Regions from separate parts of the Homo sapiens genome. Here region 1 is linked to region 2. Evidence: read pairs that join two places in POLR2A ChIA-PET (ENCODE). Cell type or tissue: Panc1. All regions are shown on one strand. Links, peaks and the distances in the headings refer to the core of each region. The heading gives the core; the rest is flanking DNA.

What was found. ChIA-PET counts read pairs that join two places held together with the same protein. Peaks named below come from ENCODE experiments on the same cell type or tissue, not always from the same donor. Only the 100,000 strongest peaks of a DNase experiment are listed, where the experiment ranks them.
Region 1: POLR2A ChIA-PET joins it to region 2 with 12 read pairs; 3 of 35 experiments call an interaction of 5 or more read pairs at or near these places.

The regions. Positions count from the first base shown.
Region 1 is chr6:55,337,183-55,345,522 of GRCh38, forward strand. All of the region lies in intron 3 of GFRAL (GDNF family receptor alpha like), which reads left to right. Among named protein-coding and RNA genes, the nearest start is that of GFRAL, 14 kb to the left of the region's middle. In Panc1, for the core only: no CTCF peak of the experiment used is centred there; no DNase peak of the experiment used is centred there.
Region 2 is chr6:55,409,501-55,417,840 of GRCh38, forward strand. No RefSeq gene overlaps it. Among named protein-coding and RNA genes, the nearest start is that of GFRAL, 86 kb to the left of the region's middle. In Panc1, for the core only: no CTCF peak of the experiment used is centred there; a DNase peak (open chromatin) is centred at 4,901.

The DNA of each region.
Region 1 (8,340 bases), core at 252-8,251, 72 kb before region 2:
TCACATTTTTTCCTTTAGTTTTTTATATGGCGAAATTCATTATTTGATTTTTTACTGTTGTTCCAGCCCTTCATTTCAAGGCTAAATTCTGTTCAATCATGGTGTATTATTCTTTTTGTATTTCTGGATTCAACTGCTAATATTTTGTTTAAAAAACTATGTTCATAAAGTATATTGGCATGTTGATTTGTTTTCTTATAATGTCTTTGGTTTGGTATCTAAGTTATGCTGGCCTGTAAAATCAACTGGGAAGTATTTCCTCCTCTTCAATATTCTGGAAAAGCACAAAAAGAATTGGTGTCATTCCTTCCTTACATGATCTATTTCATTAACCAGTAAAGATATCTGGCCCATGCTTCATTAAAAAGATTTGAAAATATAAATTCAATGTGTTAACTTGTTGTAAGACTATTCTTGTTATCTATTTCTTCATGAGTGAGCTTTGGTAATTTGTGTCTTCCATTTGCTGAATTTATGTTGGATTTTTATCCTTAAAGTTTTCAGTTTACTGTTTCTTTTTGGTTTCTATCTCCCTACAAAATTGCTCCTAGTATTTCCTAATTGTCCTTTTTAATATCTGTAGCAGTTGCAGTGATGTCCTTTTTATGTTTACATATTGATAATTTGTATAATTTGTGTCCTTTCAATTTTACTATTCATTGTTTCTTTATGTGTATGTCTGATTTGATTTTAATGTGTTCTCCATTTTCTTGCTTCCTAACATAAAACCTTGAGCCACTGATTTGAGATTTTATTCTTTCCTCATATAAGCATTTAATACTATGAATTTCCTTCCAAGTACTGATTTAGCTATAGCCACACATTCTGATATGTAGTTTTAATTTAAATTTATGTCAAAATATTTTCTCCTTTTCTTTGTGACTTCCACTTTGTTATGATTTATTTTATTATTATTATTATATTTTGAGGCAGAGTCTCTCTCTGTCGCCCAGGCTGGAGTGCAGTGGAGTGATCTCAGCTCACTGCAAACTCCTTCTCCTGGGTTCAAGCTATTCCTCTGCCTCAGCCCCTGAGTAGCTGGGATTACAGGTGCTTGCCACCACACCTGGCTGATTTTTGTATTTTTAGTAGAGACATGGTTTTGCCATGTTGTCCAGGCTGGTCTTGAGCTCCTGACCTCAGGTGATCTGCCAGCATCAAACTTCCAAAGTGCTGGGATAACAGGCATGAGCCACCATGCCGAGCCAGAAGGTTATTTAATTTCCTAATATCTGAGATTTCTCAGATATCTTCATTATTGATTTCTAGTTTAATTTCAGTATCATAATATAACATATTTTGGATGATCTCAATTCTCAATTCTTAATTAAAATAATAATTGCCAAATATCACCTATACAATGTGATACAGTCTACACACATAATAAGGACACACACATACACACACAGACAAAGTACTAGAAGCCATAGAGTAAAAAATAATGGTGACTCAGAAGACTTCACAGAATTGTTAGACTTGGGCCTTTTAGGGTAAGTTGGTTTCATTAGGTAGGCAAAACAAAATGGATAATTTAAGCAGAAGAAACAGAATGAAGTGGGGAGCATTTGGGGAGCAACAATTCCCTTGTTAAGCTGGATACTAGAATGGAAAAGTATTTAACACTGGAAAGAAATCAGCTATTTATGAAAAGGAGGAAGGCTGAACTTACATATCTTTCTAAAGAGATTAGACTTTAAACCGTTGCTATGAGGAGCTATTACATATTTTAAATAGAGGAATGTATCATCAGTTTCTCAAAAGTTATCACAGGCAATAACGTAGAGAGGATGGAATGGGAGGCAAAGAAAGATGCAGGTCAAGAATATCAGTTAAAAAGCCATCAAAATAATTTAAGAGAGAGGTAATGCATGCCTGAACTAAGGCACCGGTCCTGAGAATTATAATAAAATATATACTTAAGGTATATTTATGAATAATAATCAATAGGAATTGGTGACCAGTTGGATATGAGGAATTTAAAATGTATTAAGCGTAATCTCCAGGTGGCTGGCTTGGGACAAGGGGATTGCTATACATTGAGCCAAGAAATGAAAAATTGTACAGGACTGGGGACGAAAGTGATGAGTTGTATTCTGAAAACATTTCATCTGAGGCATGCTTTGGAATATTCGAGTTAGGAATGTTGGTATTTTTTTTCTAAATTTGCAATGATAAAAAAATAGTCTAAAAATGTAAAGGAGCATGCCTCATCAAGCTGGCATTGGGAAGCAGGGATCTTGAGGAGAGAAATCTAAAACAGAGATATAGAGGTTTATGAGTAGATAAAAAACATAAAGGAGAGTAAGACTGCCTGGGAAAAACACAAAGGGAGGAGAAAGATATTTTCAGAAGAATTTTATGACCTATTTGAAGAAACCAAAAAGAAGTTTTTTAAATAGGAAAAGAAACTACAGAGAGTGGAATTTTTGAAGCCAATGAAAGAGAGGACATGAAGAAAATTGTCAAAATTCTGAAAAGTCAAAAAAGATAGGGACTGATAATGGCATTAATTTGCTACTTAGTAGATATTACTAGTTTTAGATTAATTAGGCTGAAATGTTAGCATGCTGAAATGCTTATTAAAATATTTAGTGAGTTTTTTCAAGATGGTAAGACATCTGAACTTAATAGCCTAAATTGCCACTTTTAGCATATCAAATTTTGACAAAATATTGTATATCAACAGAACTATACATATTTAGAGCAGTTAAGTTGAAATCAGTTTACATACTAAAACTATTTTTTCCACAATAGAAATTTATTAAATGCTGTTATGTGGAAATATTGATGAATCAGGCATACAAAAACCTTGCACTCGATGAGAGTTTCATATGGACAAGACCTAAAGGAGAAAGCCTAAATATTCCCGATGGACTTCGTAAAGGACCTGACCTGGATTTTGTGTTTACAGAAAGCATTCAGCTGATTTATTATAATTCATGACAAAGAATTATAAAGAAATTGATAATTTAAATATGAGAAAGAACATGATAATTTAAATCTTACCATTCCTTCTATGTCAACTGCAGCATCCTCCACAGACCTTCTAATCATCACTTCAACAAAATGGTTTTCTCTCCATGCTTTGCATTCCCAAAATATTCTCCAGAGTACACAGACATGCACTTTTCTATTCTCAAGAAAATCAGTTTTGTTATTTCTTTTAAAAAATATGCTAAAGCACCCAGCAGAATACCTGACGCTTAGCAAATTATTAGTAAATATATAACGTAAATATTTTTCATTAACTAAATATTGAGCATCTCCATGATGTATCCATTAATAAAATATTTATGTGTAAACCCTGGAGAATATAAAGAGCATCATCAAATGAAATGAGCAAACAAAAGTGGTTGGCAGCAGTTCCAAGATGGCAGAATAGGAACAGCTCCAGTCTACAGCTCCCAGCCTGAGTGATGCAGAAGACGAGTGATTTCCACATTTCCAACTGAGGTACCAGGTTCATCTCACTGGGGCTTGTCAGACAGTGGGGGCAGGATAGTGGGTGCAGCCTACTGAGCGTGAGCTGAAGCAGGGTGAGGCATTGCCTCACCCGGGAAGCACAAGGGGTCAGGGAATTCCCTTTACTAGCCAAGGGAAGTGGTGACGGATGGCACCTGGAAAATCGGGTCACTCTCACCCTAATACTGCACTTTTCCAGTGGTCTTAGCAAATGGCACACCAGGAGATTATATCCCGTGCCTGGCTTGGAGGGTCCCACGCCCATGGAGCCTCGCTCATTCCTAGCGCAGCAGTCTGAGATCAAACTGCAAGGCAGCAGCGAGGCTGAGGGAGGGACGCCTGTCATTGCTGAGGCTTGAGAAGGTAGACAAAGCAGCTGGGAAACTCAAACTGGGTGGAGCCCATCGCAGCTCAAGGAGGCCTGCTTGCATCTGTAGACTCCACCTCTGTGGGCAGGGCATAGCCGAACAAAAGACAGCAGAAACCTCTGCAGACTTAAATGTCCCTGTTTGACAGTTTTGAAGAGAATAGTGGTTCTCGCAGCACAGAGTTTGAAATCTAAGAATGAACATACTGCCTTCTCAAGTGGGTCCCTGACCCCCAAGTAGCCTAACTGGGAGGCACCCTCCAGTAGGGGCAGACTGACACCTCACACAGCTGGGTACCCCTGTGAGACGAAGCTTCCAGAGGAACGATCAGACAACAACATTTGCTGTTCAGCAATATTTGCTGTTCTGCAACCTCTGCTTCTGACACCCAGTCAAACAGGGTCTGGAGTGGACCTCCAGCAAAGTCCAACAGACCTGCAGCTGAGGGTCCTGACTGTTAGAAGGAAAACTAACAAACAGAAAGGACATCCACACCAAAACCCCATCTATACATCACCATCATGAAAGACCAAAGGTAGATAAAACCACAAAGATGGGGAAAAAACAGAGCAGAAAAGCTGAGAATTCTAAAAATCAGAGCAACTCTCCCCCTCCAAAGGAATGCAACACCTCGCCAGCAATGGAACAAAGCTGGATGGAGAATGACTTTGACGAGTTCAGAGAATAAGGTTTCAGATGATCAAACTTCTCTGAGCTAAAGGAGGATGTTCGAACCCATTGAAAAGAAGCTAAAAACCTTGAAAAAAGATTAGACAATTGGTTAACTAGAATAAACAGTATAGAGAAGTCCTTAAATGAGCTGATGGAGCTGAAAACCATGGCACGAGAACTACATGATGAATGCACAAGCTTCAGTAGCCGATTCGATCAACTGGAAGAAAGAGTATCAGTGATTGAAGATTAAACAAATGAAAGGAAGCGAGAAGAGAAGTTTAGAGAAAAAAAGAGTAAAAAGAAATGAACAAAGCCTCCAAGAAATATGGGACTATATGAAAAGACCAAATCTACATCTGATTGGTGTACCTGAAAGTGATGGGGAAAATGGAACCAAGTTGGAAAACACTCTGCAGGATACTATCCAGGAGAACTTCCCCAATCTAGCAAGGCAGACCAACATTCAAATTCAGGAAATACAGAGAATGCCACAAAGATATTCCTTGAGAAGAGCAACTCCAAGACACATAATTGTCAGATTCACCAAAGTTGAAATGAAGGAAAAAATGTTAAGGGCAGCCAGAGAGAAAGGTTGGGTTACCCACAAAGGGAGGCCCAGCAGACTAACAGCAGATCTCTCGGCAGAAACTCTACAAGCCAGAAGAGAGTGGGGACCAATATTCAACATTCTTAAAGAAAAGAATTTTCAAACCAGAATTTCATATCCAGCCAAACTAAGCTTCATAAGTGAAGGAGAAATAAAATACTTTACAGAAAAGCAAATGCTGAGAGATTTTGTCACCACTAGGCCTGCCCTAAAAGAGCTCCTGAAGGAAGCACTAAACATGGAAAGGGACAACCGGTACCCAGCCACTGAAAAACTCATGCCAAATTGTAAAGACCATCGATGTTAGGAAGAAACTGCATCAACCAACGAGCAAAATAACCAGCTAACATCATAATGACAGGATCAAATTCACACATAACAATATTAACCTTAAATGTAAATGGGCTAAATGCTCCAATTAAAAGACACAGACTGGCAAATTGGATAAAGAGTCAAGACCCATCAGTGTGCTGTATTCAGGAGACCCATCTCACGTGCAGAGACACACATAGGCTCAAAATAAAAGGATGGAGGAAGATCTACCAAGCAAATGGAAAACAAAAAAAGGCAGGGGTTGCAATCCTAGTCTCTGATAAAACAGACTTTAAAACAACAAAGATCAAAAGAGAGAAAGAAGGCCATTACATAATGGTAAAGGGATCAATTGAACAAGAAGAGCTAACTATCCTAAATATATATGCACCCAATACAGGAGCACCCAGATTCATAAAGCAAGTCACTAGAGACCTACAAAGAGACTTAGACTCCCACTCAATAATAATGGGAGATTTTAACACCCCACTGTCAACATTAGACAGATCAATGAGACAGGAAGGTAACAAGGATATCCAGGAATTGAACTCAGCTCTGCACCAAGCAGACCTAATAGACATCTACAGAACTCTCCACCCGAAATCAACAGAATATACATTCTTCTCAGCACCATATCACACTTATTCGAAAATTGACCACATAGTTGGAAGTAAAGCACTCCTTGGCAAACGTAAAAGAACACAAATTATAACAAACTGTCTCTCAGACCACGGTGCAATCAAACTAGAACTCAGGATTAAGAAACTCACTCCAAACCGCTCAATTACATGGAAACTGAACAACCTGCTCGTGAATGACTGCTGGGTACATAATTAAATGAAGGCAGAAATAAAGATGTTCTTTGAAAACAATGAGAACAAAGTCACAACATACCAGAATCTCTAGGACACATTTAAAGCAGTGTGTAGAGGGAAATTTATAGCACTAAATGCCCACAAAAGAAAGCAGGAAAGATCTAAAATTGACACCCTAACATCACAATTAAAAGAACTAGAGAAGCAAGAGCAAACACATTCAAAAGCTAGCAGAAGGCAAGAAATAACTAAAATCAGAGCAGAACTGAAGGAAATAGAGACACAAAAAACCCTTCAAAAAATCAATGAATCCAGTAACTGGTTTTTTGAAAAGATCAACAAAATTGACAGACTGCTAACAAGACTAATAAAGAAGAAAAAAGAGAAGAATCAAATAGAAGCAATAAAAAATGATAAAGGGGATATCACCATTTAATACAGAAATACATCCCACAGAAATACAAGCTACCATCAGAGAATAAACACCTCTACACAAATAAACCAGAAAATCAACAAGAAATGGATAAATTCCTGGATGCATACACTCTACCAAGACTAAACCAGGAAAAAGTTGAATCCCTGCATAGACCAATAACAAGCTCTGAAATTAAGGCAGTAATTAATAGCCTACCAACCAAAAAAAAAGTCCAGGACCAGATGGATTCACAGTTGAATTCTAGCAGAAATACAAACAGGAGCTGGTACCATTCCTTCTGAAACTATTCCAATCAATAGAAAAAGAGGGAATGCTCCCTAACTCATTTTATGAGACCAGCATCAACCTGATAACAAAGCCTGGCAAAGACACAACAAAAAAAGAGAATTTTAGACCAATATCCCTGATGAACATTGATGCAAAAATCCTCAATAAAATACTGGCAAACCGAATCCAGCAGCACATCAAAAAGCTTATCCACCATGATCAAGTGGGCTTCATCCCTGGGATTCAAGGCTGGTTCAAAGCATACGCAAATCAATAAACATAACCCAGCATATAAACAGAACCAAAGACAAAAACCACATGATCATCTCAATAGATGCAGAAAAGGCCTTTGACAAGATTAAACAACGCTTCATGCTAAAAACTCTCAATAAATTAGGTATTGATGGGATGTATCTCAAAATAATAAGAGCTATTTATGACAAACCCACAGTCAATATCATACTGGATGGGCAAAAACTGGAAGCATTCCCTTTGAAAACTGGCACAAGACAGGGATGCCCTCTCTCACCACTCCTATTCAACATAGTGTTGGAAGTTCTGGCCAGCGCAATCAGGCAGGAGAAAGAAATAAAGGGTATTCAATTAGGAAAAGAGAAAGTCAAATTGTCCCTGTTTGCAGATGACATGACTGTATATTTAGAAAATCCCATCATCTCAGCCCAAAATCTCCTTAAGCTGATAAGCAACTTCAGCAAAGTCTCAGGATACAAAATCAATGTGCAAAAATCACAAGCATTCCTATACACCAATAATAGACAAACAGAGAGCCAAATCATGAGTGAACTCCCATTCACAATTGTTTCAAAGAGAATAAAATACTTAGGAATCCAACTTACAAGGGATGTGAAGGACCTCTTCAAGGAGGACTACAAACCACTGCTGAACAGAATAAAAGAGGACACAAACAAATCGAAGAGCATTCCATGTTCATGGATAGGAAGAACCAATATCATGAAAATGGCCATACTGCCCAAGGTAATTTATAGATTCAATGCCATCCCCATCAAGCTACCAATGACTTCCTTCACAGAATTGGAAAAAACTACTTTAAAAAGTTCATATGGAACCAAAAAAGGGCCCGCATTGCCAAGACAATCCTAAGCCAAAAGAACAAAGCTGGAGGCATCTTGCTACCTGACTTCAAACTATACTACAAGGCAGTAGTAACCAAAACAGCATGGTACTGGTACCAAAACAGAGATATAGACTAATGGAACAGAACAGAGCCCTCAGAAATAATACCACACATCTACAACCATCTGATCTTTGACAAACCTGACAAAAACATGAAATCGGGAAAGGATTCCCTGTTGAATAACTGGTGCTGGGAAAACTGGCTAGCCATATGTGGAAAGCTGAAACTGGATTCCTTCCTTA
Region 2 (8,340 bases), core at 155-8,154:
AGTACAGTGGCTCCATCTCAGCTCACTGCAGCCTCTGCCTCCTGGGTTCTAGCAATTCTCCTGCCTCAGCCTCCTGAGTAGTTGGGATTACAGGTACCCGCCACCCTGTAGGGCTAATTTTTGTATTTTTAGTAGAGATGAGGCTTCACCATGTTGGTCAGGCTGGTCTTGAACTTCTGACCTCAGGTGATCCACCCGTCTAAGCCTCCCAAAGTGCTGGGATTACAGGCGGGAGCCACCGTGCCCAGCTTAGCTCAACTCTTCTAGTCATTTAATACCCAATTATCTTTCACAAATACATTTTGATGGAAATAAAGCTAGTGACGCTTATTGATGTAACAGATACAGGAAATAGGGAAAACCTAGAATTCAGTGTGGTTACACAAGATTTTTTTTTCTTTTTTTTTTTTCTTTTTGTTTTTTTTGAGATGGAGTGTTGCTCTGTCGCTCAGGCTGGAGTGCAGTGGTGTGATATCGGCTCACTGCAAGCTCCATCTCCTGGGTTCATGCCATTCTCCTGCCTCAGCTTCCCAAGTAGCTGGGAATACAGGTGCCCCCACCACGCCTAGCTAATTTTTTTTTGTATTTTTGTAGAGATGGGGTTTCACTGTGTCAGCCAGTATGGTCTCTATCTCCTGACCTCATGATCTGCCCGCCTTGGCCTCCCAAAGTGCTGGGATTACAGGTGTGAGCCACCGAGCCAGGCATTTTTTTTTTTTTTTTTTTTTGGCCTGGAGTAGAGTGTGATTAGCTGAAAAGGAAAATATGTGTTTGATCTTTTTGTTTTTGTTTGTATCCAGCTGTATTTTAAGGTAGACGTAATTGTTCAAATATTTTTAATTGGCAGCTTTTATATGAAAGTAGAGACCCATAATAAAGTCAACCTCAAATGTATGAATGTTATTTAAAATCACGACAATAGAAGAAACCACATAACAAAAAAATGTGAGAAAAGATGGAAAATGACCAAAAAATGACTTGGATGATTACAACACTTAGTGGTCTGGAAGAAGAAGGTGAGAAAGTGAGAAAGCAAGGCTACTATAAATGGGTGGCTAATGAGAAATGAAAGCTAGCAGAAATAAGCCAAAAGTGTAGAGATTTTCAAGATGGAGAGCATGTTCAACAATGTCGGATATTGCCAAGAGACTGAATAAAATAAGGTCTAGAATTTAATTTTGGCTTTGGTAGAAGGAAAGTCACTGAGATCTTAAACAGATCTTATAGATGTGGTGGAGACAGAGGCCCAGTTGCAGTAGATTGAAGAGAGATTGAGGAATGAGGAAATGAAGGCAATGAATACTTACAACACTTGTGAGAAGTTTTGCACTCAAGAGGAGCATTACAATGGGTGTTTATGTGGAGTTTCTGTAAAGTATGAGGTCATCAACAGAATTGAGAGGAAGATGTTAGAGATGTGAGAAGAGAGAGAATGTGAAATGGTTATCTTGGGGAATAGATAAATTTAGTAGGGAGTATAGGAGAAGCAATATTGCTAAGCCTGCCTGCATTCAAATCCTCACTGACTCACTTGTTTTATAATTTGAGTCAACTTACCTAAATTCTCTGAACCTCAGTCTTCTCAACTAACAGCGATATGTCCTGTTAATTTCCCTAACAAAGAAATTAATTGCACTTACCTTACAGGGTTTGAAAGGAATAACTTTGTTAATATGTGTAAAGCCATTAGTAAGAGGTATATGTGAATTTTCTACTAGGTAATGATTACAATTTCTCAAATCACCTGACTTTTTGAGATTCTTGGTCAAAAACACAAAATATGTCAGTATAGTTGAGCGATTTTTCTCCATTAGATACAGAGAGCTAGATTTTACCACAGCTGGAGTTTTCTGAAGTAAGTTCGATGGAGAGAAGAAGCTGCAGCAGCGGAAGTTCCCTATGAACGCGTGGTTGAGCCCTTCTGGTGGATGATGGGAATACAGCAAACGGGTCATGGGCAGTTAAAGATAGTTGAGGTGGCAAGGCATAGTGATCTTACTGGAAATCAAGAGTTGTTGAAAGAAAAATGCTGGATTTGGTACAGGTAGTTATTAGGCATGAGCAGGACAGGAGAGGGCTCTACCGCCACCCACTAAAAATCTCCGCCTCTCTAAAATGATAATTTGGCAGCACCAGGGAGAGGCCATTTCCTGATGGTCCACACCTGTTAACATCAGAATGTTAATTGAACGCAAGCCCTAAGGAGAAGCACACTCCCTGGGCATGTGCATCAAGAGATAAAAATGGTGCAGTATATTCTTTCAGGAGCACACTCCACTGGAAGAGGGAAGAAAGCTTCAGATGGGCCTGCATATAACTTCCTAAACACAAGCGCCTGCTCAGTCCCAAAGGATAAGGAAAGCACTGGGCATGCAGAAAGCCCACCCTATGGAAAGAATCATGGGAAAGGGGTGAGCCTGTAAGTCTCATGATCAAGGTTAAAGGCCCTTTTTTGCTGTCTTCTTTTGCTCTCTTTTCTTTCTTCCAACTTTAGGTGCCTGATTGGGTCTCTTTCAAGAGAATTTTCCTTTCTTTCCTGTTCTAAAACCTTTCTAAATTTCCACTCATGCTCTGAAACTTGCCGTGGTCTCTTTTTCTGCTGTATGCCCCTCAGTTGAATTCTTTCTTCTGAGGAGACAAGGACTGAAGTTGCTGTGGAATTGGTATGGATTCACCGCCAATAACTCGTGGTAACTCGAATCTCTTCCACTGCTAACAGTTTGAGAAAGCTGGAAAAAATGGGGTATGGGGGTAAAATCAATTTCAGAAGTTATAGTCACTAGAAGTGTTAGAATGGTCGCCTGAGTTGGACGGGGCATCAAGAGAAAATATTACACGTAAATGAAGTGGACAAGAGCTAAGAGGTCACAGTATGTGTGGAAATATTAAGGCCACCAAGGATAATAAAAGTAGTGATATAAGCCAGGCACAGAAAGACAAATTCTGCACAATCCTACATGTGGAGTGTAAAAAAAAAAAAATCAAACTTAGATTAAAATGGTGGTTACTAGAGATGGGAAGTTGAAGGGAATAAAGAGATGTCAATCCTCAGATAAAAAATCGATGATGCTTTAAGACCATGACACATCAATTAAATCAGAACTTCTAGGAAGAGGCATGGGTATCAATGACTCTAAAAGTTTCTCAGGTGATTATAATGGGCAGACAGAGTTGAAAGCTGCTAAATCAATGCTACTCAAAGCTTGGCCTCCAGATCAGCAGTGTCAGTATCATGTGGAAGATGTTAAAAATGCAAATTCTCACCCCACCAGACCAGTTAAATTAGAAACTCTGGAAGTGGAACCCAGAAAGCTGTCTTTAACAAGCCCCCTGGGTGATTTTGATGAGGACTAATGTTTAAGAACCATAGCGCTGGGCCAACTGCAGTATGGCTGGTGCCTGGACACTCCACCCCATAGTCCCATTAATTTTTGGCAGTTTCCTCCCACAGCTCATGTTTGTCAGGACCTTGAGGTGGGTTTTATATTCTTCTTGATTCCCTTTTCTGCTTCCAAAATGTGTCTTCTTATTGATGCTTCAAAATACCCCAAATCATTGAGGAGAATGTCATTAAACTTGGTTAGCTATTATTTTTCCTTATTATCTACTTCATTTACTGTATTAGTCTGTTCTCATTCTGCTAATAAAGACATACCTGAGACTGGGTAATTTATAAAGGAAAGAGGTTTAATTGACTCACAGTTCCACGGTTCAATCATGGTGGAAGGGAAATGAGGAGCAGTCACATCTTACATGGTGGCAGGCAAGAGAGATTGTGTAGAGGAACTCCCCATTATAAAACCATCAGATCTCATGAGACTCATTCACTATCATGAGAACAGCATGAGAAAGACCCACTCCCATGATTCAGTTGCCTCTCACTGGGTCCCTCCTACAGCATGTGAGAATTATGGGGGTTACAATTCAAGATGAGATTTAGGTGGGGACACAGCCAAACCATATCACTTACTATGCTTCCTATAATCCCTTCTCATTCATGAGTCCAGTGTTTGACTCAGTCCACCCCCTAATTCTTGCTTTTCCTCTGTAAAAATTGTATATATTTATGATGTATAATGTCCTGATATGCATACATGGTATGGAAAGGCTAGATCAAGCTATTTTACATATGCCTTACCCTCACGTGCTTTTTTCTGTGGCAAGAACACTTAGACTACTCTCAGCTATTTTCAGTATTCAACATATTGTTATTAACTGTAGTCACCATATTTAAAATAAACCTCTTGAACATATTTCCCTTGTATAACTGAAATTTAATGAGAGCAAGGAGAAAGTAGCATGAAGAGGTTAAAGATGTAAGGTAGTTGGCCGATAACCAGGAGTGAATTCCTGAAGCCCAGTGGAAGGATCTGAAAGGGCAAAGAGGAATGGAAGACAGGATCCTACTGGGAAACAAAAAGTGAAGAAATAAGCACAAGACAGTGGTTGGTCTGGAAATCTGGACCTTCCCATAGCATTTGAGGCTCTCTTGGATTTGTCCTAGAAATCACCATGAATAAAGGATCTTGGAATAAATGATGTAATGTAAGCTGGAATTTTGTGGCCGTCTGAAGAACTCAGAGTGGCCAGTCTTGCCCCTTGCTGGAGAGATCATTAGACATGAATTCTTCTTTCCTCATTGGGAGGAGAAAGGAAGTTTTCAAGGGAGAAGGAGAAACAAGCAGTGTCCGAAGCCCCTGCAAACTGTGACCTTGTAGGTGTTGCACAATTACATGGTTTGAAGTAATATCCTTAGTAAGTACTAAAAGAAAATCTGCAAGTGATAACTCATATTCAAACATAAATACAAAATCCTTTTTCAAAGACAATAGAAATGGATGAACAATTATCTGATTCCCTGATGCCCTATGGTTGGCTATAATGGATTTGTTCAGTTGAAAATAAGCAACTGAAGGACAGCTAGGTATAAATAGGCTCAGTTTACTAAGCATTTCTAAAGCCTGCTACTACAGGAAGAAAACCAATTTCTTCGGGTCTGCTGATTGGTACTTGTTTCAACATGAAAAAAAGTTTTAGTTAAAATAGGAACTTAGGTCATGTTGTCATCATTTCTTATTTAGAGTAATATAATAGCTCCCTAATTTTTGTGCCCATTTGCACACTTGCCCCTCCAATCTGACTTTTTTTTTTTTTTTTTTTGAGATGTAGTTTCGTTCTTGTTGCCCAGGCTGGAGTGCAATGGCACGACCTCAGTTCACTGCAACCTCTGCCTCCTGGGTTCAAGCAATTCCCTTGCCTCACCCTCTCGAGTAGCTGGGATTACAGGTGCACACCACCACTTCCGGCTAATTTGTAATTTAGTAGAGATGGGGTTTCACCATGTTGTCCAGACTGGTCTCAAACCCCTGATCTCAGGCTATCTGCCTGCCTTGGCCTCCCAAAGTGCTGGGATTACAGGCATGAGCCACTGCACCTGGCCGACAATTTGATTTTTCACCTGCCCACGTATTACTTAAAATGTTTCAGTGGCTAGTCAGTGCTTTCAGGTTGCTGAGTAAATTACTTACCATAGCTCTAAAGCTACAATTAGCATAACTTAGTGATTGAAAGCACAGTCCCCAGAGCAAGACTTCCTGGGGTTGAAGTTAATTATTTCATAATGATTAGCTGGGTGATTTGGGGCCAGTTAGTTAAACTGTGCCTTTGTTGCTTATGTATAATGAAGAAATAATATAGTACCTCTTTCATAAAGTTGTGAAGATTAAATTACTTGGCACTTACAAAATGCATAGAATAGTGTTGGTGTGGAGCAAGAGCTCTATAAATGCTCGCTATTATTGATGCTCTTTCAAGCAGTTTCTATGTGATTATCCCTGTCTCCCCCAGACTCATCTCCCATGAAGCTACCACTCACTCACTGGGTTCCAGCCATAAAGTACTTGTTTTCATCCCTTACAATGAATAGGATTATTTTACCAGTAAACCCTCATATTAGCTTTACTATCCATTTGGAATCCTTAGTTCTCTCTTCCACAAGTTAATTCCCATGCATCATTCAGAATTTAGATGGTCACTTCCTTGGAGAAATTGTCACTGGCCTCTGTGACTAGTTTAGTAGCCCCTCTTCTAGCACCATGTGCCTCTCATTTAAAACAATTATTACATGTGTGATCATATATTTGTGTGGTCATCTGATTAAGCTCTATCCCCCTCTACACCCTCAAGCTACATGAGGCCAGAGACCTATTCTGCTTTGCTCACCAGTATATCAGCAATACCTGGTGCAATTCCTGTTAGAGAAATGCATGGGTTTTGAACAAAAAAGAAACAACATTTAGAAATTATTATAAATTTGCAACTGCTAAATTGGGTGAACATGGGTTAAATTCATAAGTATATAACAGTAAGTTTCATTCAGAATTAACTTTGCTTTTCAGTCACATCCAAAATGGATTCGATTCTATGTTTGGGTCTTTGAATCATTTAGCAGGAAAGAATAAGAAACAGAACTATTAAAACTAATTTACATATTTGTATATAAACATTCATAAAATTGCTAACTGGAATCGTTAGGGACCAAGCATTAAAGTATAGGAATAACACCATTAATCTGGGTTATTTGATGTGATGCCCATTTGGACAGGCAGCACTTGGAGAAGTTGGCTTTTGCTACTGGTTTCAACTTTAGTTTTCCATCTTCCTTGAGTGACTTGGAGGTGAAAGTATACAAAGAATAAAAAAAATTTAAGTAAATATTTTAGGAAGAGAAGCATAATTTTATAAATGGATGTTTCTCTCTGTAAGATCATCATTTTATAATGCCAAATTCCCATCTTCTGCTTTGCAATATGTTACTTGGGGATTTTTTATGTTGTTGACTCTATACTTACTATAGTGGCACCTCTAATATCTGAATAACTTGCCTAACAAGGAACATCTGAGATAGTTAGTTCTATGTAATCAAAGAAACGTACAAAATAAGGATCAAAACATTATGCTATTACTTTACAGTATATTACATGATGCACCCAAAGATAGTAAATATTTATCTGTATATTTATTCATAATCTGATCTGAGAAGACTCTGTTGCTCCTGATAAGAAACATATCTTAAAGTTACCAAGAAAGGGCCAGGCGCGGTGGCTCATGCCTATAATCCCAGCACTTTGGGAGGCCGATGCGGGTGGATCACAAGGTCAGGAGATCAAGACCATCCTGGCTAACAAGGTGAAACCCCATCTCTATTAAAAATGCAAAAAAAAATTAGCCAGGTGTGGTGGCGGGCGCCTGTAGTCCCAGCTGCTCGGGAGGCTGAGGCAGGAGAATAGCGTGAACCCAGGAGGCAGAGTTTGCTGTGAGCTGAGATCACGCCACTGCACTCCAACCTGGGCAACAGGGTGAAACTCCGTCTCAAAAAAAAGAAAACAAAATTACCAAGAAAGATAACCCGCATGCTTATGCATATTAACTAAATCCCTGTAGAATAATTAATCAACTGTTTTAACTTTGAATTCTCAGTTGGAGAACTCTCATCTCTTTTACTCTTCTCCCTCCTCAAGAGGGTATCTTTGCGAATGGAGAGAATGCTGAGGTGTGCATGCTGCCTTCTGGATCTTTGGTGCTCTCTGCTATGGAATGACTGTCTTGTCTGGTCTCTCCTCATACTGCAGCAAAGCCAGCTGAGGAGGGGCTGGTTCATCTTGATAATTTGGGTACCAGGGTTTCTTCCCATGGCTTCCAGTTTTATGGCTTCTATATACAATGGCTCCTTGTTCTGACTCTTCTGGCTCTCTAGAGAGGATCTCAACTCTCCTGCATTCCTCTGGAGAGTAAAGTACCTACTTTCTCTGCACACTGATATATTTGGTTGAAGCTAACTTGAAACCCCTCCCTCAGCTGTGGCTTCTTTCCTGCTGCAGTCTCAGTGCCATGTTGATTTGGCAATATAATCAATATCAATGCACAGCTTTGCTGAGAGGCAAGAAGTAAGGCCCTCTTACATTGGAATCTCCCCAAAACTTATATAGGTGTGAGTATTTTTCTTCATTTCTACCCTGACCCCAAGCCCATGGTGGGATCAACAGTGGGTGGGAGGGGATGGTGATGGCGGAGGTGGAAGTAATCTTGGGAAGGGTTTGGGACAGGACTGCCCTCAATTTCTCCAGTGTTAAAAGTTCCTATCTACTGTGGTCTTTTCCTGCAACATATACTCCACAGTTTTTGCACTATAATTTTAGTATGGTTTTACAACTCAAGTCTGCCAGAGTAGGATCATGATACATACAAGGAAGTTTTAAAAATATAGAAAACATTGCTCACTTGCTCTCAACAAAGCCTGGCTCTCAATGCTGTTGTTTTTTTAATGTTGTTGAAAAGACT